Regions from separate parts of the Homo sapiens genome. Here region 1 is linked to region 2. A link is a contact called in ENCODE Hi-C or POLR2A ChIA-PET data. All regions are on one chromosome and are shown on one strand. The core of a region is the stretch at or near the end of the contact, and the rest is flanking DNA. Distances in the headings are between cores, read along the strand shown.

The links. Hi-C counts contacts between places; a loop is a spot of excess contacts on that map. ChIA-PET counts read pairs that join two places held with the same protein, here RNA polymerase II (POLR2A). Pooled maps may share reads with other maps.
Region 1: a loop to region 2 is called in a pooled map, with 2.3 times the contacts of the local background. The contact joins the enhancer-like site here to the promoter of FANCI in region 2. A Hi-C loop is called at or near these places in 1 of 168 maps with a recorded cell type or tissue (ascending aorta) and 8 of 50 pooled maps. POLR2A ChIA-PET finds 5 or more read pairs at or near these places in 1 of 52 experiments (A549).

What each region holds. Positions count from the first base shown.
Region 1 is chr15:89,001,115-89,003,814 of GRCh38, forward strand. No RefSeq gene overlaps it. Among named protein-coding and RNA genes, the nearest start is that of CARMAL, 39 kb to the right of the region's middle. RefSeq lists an enhancer at 1,055-1,666 and a silencer at 1,684-1,978. Within about 2 kb of position 1,384, at least 3 of the 41 ENCODE cell types and tissues checked have a DNase peak (open chromatin) inside an H3K27ac peak, as active enhancers do.
Region 2 is chr15:89,242,552-89,245,251 of GRCh38, forward strand. It overlaps FANCI (FA complementation group I), which reads left to right and starts at 1,428. Exons shown (of 38, transcript NM_001113378.2): 1 at 1,428-1,482. RefSeq lists an enhancer at 1,631-2,010.

The sequences.
Region 1 (2,700 bases), core at 134-2,633, 240 kb before region 2:
TAGAAATTATTTAGGCAGATAGGGCAAAAGAGTCCTTGGCAGAACTCCTCTCCTAACAAAAAGCAGCCCAAGAAATTATTATTTTTTTTCCCTAACAAAGAGCAGCCTGAAAAATCAAGCTGCAAACATAAATAAGAAAGCTGGAAGCTTGCATGGGGGATTGCCAGCAGCTGCACCAATAGAAAAGGGCTACCTGGGGGCCAAGCATGTCCACCGTGGAAGCTCCACCTTCCCGTTTTTTGTCAGCATGTATACAGTAAGAAAGAAATGGGCAACATGGCGCAGCTCAGGCAGGGAACCCACCTGCATAATAAAAGACTGGGTGGGGGCTGCCAGAGATTCACACCCTATGCAGGTGGGTGGCAGATGTAGGACACTTGGTCCCAACCAGTTTTTCATGCCCTATGTAGATCAGACACCACCTTCCCACTAGCTCATCTATAACCCCCCCTGCATTTCACCATGGATCAGCAACCCATTTTTTCAGGACACCTCTCTGTAGTAGAAAGCTATTCTCTTTCTTTTGCTGATTAAATTTCCACTCTTAACCCCTCACTCTTTGTGTGTCCGCATCCTTGATCTCTGTGGCCATGAGACAAGGAACCTCAGGTTCAAGCAATTGTCCTGCCTCAGCTTCCTGAGTAGCTGGGATTACAGGTATGCACCACCATGCCTGGCCAATTTTTGTATTTTTAGTAGAGGCGAGGTTTCACCATGTTGGCCAGGCTGGTCTCCAACTCCTGACCTCGTGATTCATCCGCCTCAGCCTCCCAAAGTGCTGAGATTACAGGTGTGAGCCACCGTGCCCAGCCAGGCCTGCTCTTTTAGAGTCACAGAGTTCTCTGGTGACAACTGACAGTTGGAAGAGTTGTGCTTGTTTGTGTCTTTATCTGGTTGGATGCAGCCTTTATCTTTTTTTTTTTCTGCTTATTAAGCAAAATATCTTATCCTTGTTGGCAAAGTGCCCTGTGAAATATAAAATGGAGTCTTTTTCTAAGATGGAGTTAGTTGGGTCAAGGGTGCTGTACACAGATTATATCTTTATTATTATTATTATTATTATTATTATTATTATTATTATTATTATTTTTAGAGACAGGGTCTCCCTAAGTTGTGCAGACTGGTCTTTAACTCCTGTGCTCAAATGATCCTCCTGCCTCAGGCTCCTGAGTAGCTGGGACTACAGGCATGAGCCACTGCCCCTGGCTATCTAGTTCTATTTTTGATCTGAACTTCTACTATTTTAACCATGTGATTCTTTTGCCAAAACAACAAGGGAGAGAGAGATATCAGAGCCTGGGGCTTCTGCAGAGTGGCCCTCCTCTCTGCCAGCACATCTGCCCACACCACCTCCTGCACACAGATGTTTACAGTCGCCAGAAACCACAGCACTTCCGCCTGCTTCAGACAGTGTGGCCAGCTCATCCCACTGACCTCTTGCTTTGTTTATTAGAGAAAAAAAGCAAACGCCTGACTACCACCAAAAAACCCTACCACCAAGGTCCCAGACAGGCTGAACCCATAACCTCAGGGAGGGAGGGCAGCCTGAGGTGAGGGGAATCCCAGTGGCCTGAGGAGGGCTTGGCCACCCCCTGACCCCGGCAGGAGCACCGTGAATGAACTGAAAAGGGGGGCCCTGTACCCCAGCGCTGACCTTTTCATCCCAGTGCCTGGTCTTCTACCACGGACTCCACGGTGTAAAATGACTTTCTTTCTTGTCAGCTGCATTTATGAAATAATGCTGCTAAAAAGGCCAGTTATAGTTGTGAAAAGAAAGTTGACCAGGTGTGGGCGATTGGATTAGATTCTGGTTTCTGTCATCCGCTGCCCCGCTTCCTAGAAGCAGACTGTTTATCCCCACCAGCCATGAGATGTGTGGTGCCTCCCGGGGAAAGAGTGTGCCTTTCCTGCCCTGTCAGGCCTGGCCACATGAGTGATTATGGCCCATGAAACATGGTGGAGGTGACACAGGCCAGCTCCGAGCAGAGGCTCTAAGCATGTACACCAAAAAGTATCCAAGACAGGTCTCAATCAATGGAGAAGCTTATTTTGCCAAAGTTAAGGACACACCTGAGAGACAGGTCAGTGCCTTTCTCCAAAGATGATTTTGAAGGTATCAATATTTAAAGGGGAAAGTGGGCTGGAGGGAAAAGACAGCACAGTAATTCACATGTTACAAGAGAAAAGGAGCAAGGAAGGGGACAGTCAATTATGTAATTATGTATTCATCTGGCACTCAGTAATCAGGACTTCACATAAGGTGAACACAGTAGCTACCTGTGGAGATTCCTTTCTTTCTTTCTTTCTTTTTTTTTTTTTTTTTTTTTGAGACGGAATCTTGCTCTGTCACCAGGCTGGAGTACAGTAGAACGATCTCAGCTCACTGCAACCTCCACCTCCCAGGTTCAAACAATTCTCATACCTCAGCCTCCTGAGTAGCTGGGACTACAGGCGTGTGCCACCACCACACCTGGCTAATTTTTTGTATTTTTCGTAGAGACGGGGTTTCACCATGTTAGCCAGGATGGTCTCCATCTCCTGACCTCGTGATTCACCTGCCTCAGCCTCCCAAATTGAGGGACAGGCGAGAGCCACCGCGCCTGGCCACCTGTGGAGATTTCTAACCTTTTACCTGTAGCTACCTGCTTAGGAACAAAAGGAAAGGCAGTGGATTGCATGATGCAGCTTTCAGCTTAATTT
Region 2 (2,700 bases), core at 178-2,677:
AGTCATCTACTTCCTTGGCAAGGTAAAGGATTCCTTTCAGGAATCATCTTCTACCTCAAGCTGCCGTGTTTTAGTTAAACATCACAGCTCAGTATTGGGACAGAAATGTAGAAGGAAAAAAATGCTGAAGGGTCACAAGCAAGGAGCAGGTCTAGACAGCTGAGAGGAACCATTCTCCTCCAATAGCTCTGTTTCTTCAATAACTGGCCATGTAGACCCGTTCTACCCCCGAGGGCTGGGAGTCGAGTCAGGTTCCAGACTGAAATGCTCCCTGATCTTAGCATTCCTTCACTTGCCATCCCACAGGCACCTCAAATTTGGTGCGTCCAACTCTGAAGGGCTCATCATCACCCCATCATCCTTTTCCTGTGCTCCCTGTGTTAGTCAACTGCAGGATTAACTCCCCGCCCCCCAACCCCAGTCGCTCAAGCCTGAACATTCCTCAACAACGCCCACACCCCCTCAAATCCGGATATTTGGGCTTCCTAAATCTCTACCTCCTAATCTCTTTCACATGCGGTCCACTCCTTTCTGTCCCCATTGCCAAGGTTGGGCCACCACCACCTATCTTTGGGACAACTTACAGTCTTCTAAGGGGGGTCCTGCCTTCGGTCCGCCCCACCTGGCTCATCTCTTTTCAACAGTTTCTGCGGTCCTCACCTGCCCGAGACAGCAGTCTACAATGCGAACACAGTCATGTCCTTCCCCTTCAGCGGTTCCCCACTGCCCCCAATATGAAAAGGAGTTAGAAACCCCTGCCTTCCCACTCCCACCGAGCACCTTCGCCTTCTGAACTGGCCAGGGGCTCTGTTGCTTGCTCGTTGCTCTCAGACCCTTTGCGCAAGGTGCTCCCTCAACCCAAAATAGAATCTCGGCCCACCCTCTGTCGGTCTTCGCCCCACTGTCAGTTGTTCATTTAACAAATATTCGCTGCTTTTGCCAGGCTATGCAATAAACGCTGGGGTTACGCAAGGGGAGCGCAAAACAAAACAAAACAGAGAACAAACAAAAACCACAACTCCCAAAAGTCCATTAAGACCCCTAGCCACAGGGGGCTTACATCTGAGGGGTTACCGTCCCTTGGCACAAGGTGGAGTATGAAATCCGCCTCTGCCTTCCAGGCTTTTCCAGTGCCAAGACCTGCGGGGCCACCAATTGTGAGTCCCCTCCCGCACTGACTACTCCCTCAACAGGACAGGAGGGAAGCTGAACCTGTCGGGACACCGCGCTGGGCACGCTCAGGTCCCACCGCGCGTGCTCATCGGCGGTCCCTAGCGCGAGTTCGGACAGGCAGCGCCCCCCTCCGACTGTGAGCTGGGACGCTCCCGCACGCTTCCCGGCACCCCTTCAGTCTTCATGGTACACCCCGCCCGCAGGTACCCGGACGGCGGAAGTGAGCCGCGGGGGCGGATCTTGTTGTTACGGGTAACGGAAGTGTGGCGGCGTTGGGTTGAGCGGGCTTTTTGGAAGTTTGTGGCGGAGGTGAGGCCGAGGTGACTGCAGAGCGGCTCGCGAGGTGCTCGGGCTGTGGGACTGGGCCCCTGGGAGGGAGCGGTTCTGTGGGGGAAAGGAGGCTCCTGTCCTGACTTGGCGTTCTGGTATTTTCTCTGGCGTGGAAAGTAGGCGCGCTCCGCTGTCTCCCGCCGCCTGCCTCAGCTTTCGCGGTTCCCTCCTAGGGGTGTGCCTCAGTCGGAGCCCCTTCTGTTAAATTCTTCCCCCTTGGCCGAGGGTGAGCTCTTACTTCTGAGAAATTTCCCTTAACCTTGCTTTGCATTTGTTGTCCGGTCGCGGTCTCCATCACCAGCTGCTTCGTGTTATAGTTTTTGTATTTGCGCTCACGGCTTGTTAACTGAAGAACCCGGAAGGGAAGGCCGCGGCGTTTCCCGCCGGCGGGGCTCTGCCATTCTCGGATCTTGGCTTCAGATCTCTGATGCTCCCCAGCGTCTCTTGGCAAGGAATCTACTTCGCGTTCAGGGAATTCACAGCCACCCGCCTCTGGTCTTACCTCTGGTTTTAGGATGATTTTAGCAAATGTGCCTAGGTTGATTTAAACGTATCCCCCTCCGAAGCCGCCTGCCCCTTCTGGCTGGACACCTTTTTAGGTTGGTGTGTCCTGTTTGCATCCGGTAGTTCAAAGCATGGGATCTTGGAGTCCGGAGCTGGACAGACTCGGGTTTCACTTCTCTCTCTGCCACTTGGTAGCCTTCTAATCTTGGGGGAAATTCCCTAATCTCTGAATCCCAAAAGTTGTTCATCTAAAATGGGGCTAATATTACACCTACCTAGTAGGTGGTGTTGTGGGAGTCATGTTAATGAATGTAAAGTGCTGGGTTCAGTGTTTTCCCTATTATAGGGGTTCAATAATTTGTTCAACAAACATTTGTTACCTAGTTTGAGCTAGGTACTGTGCTAAGTGCTGGAGATACAATGATAAACAAAACCAGCTACGGCCCGTGTCCTTAGGGGACTTATAGTCTAGTGGGAGATAACATTTGTTAATCTGATAATTACACATGTAATATTAAAAATTGGTGACAGTATGTAAGAGAGTTTACTGGTGCCATGAGAGGATGTACTAGGGGAACGTTTAACAACCTATACTGAGCTTTTCTTTTCTTTTCTTTTCTTTTTTTTTTGAGACAGAGTCTCCCTCTGTTGCCAGGCTGGAGTGCAGTGGCGCGATCTCGGCTCACTGCAACC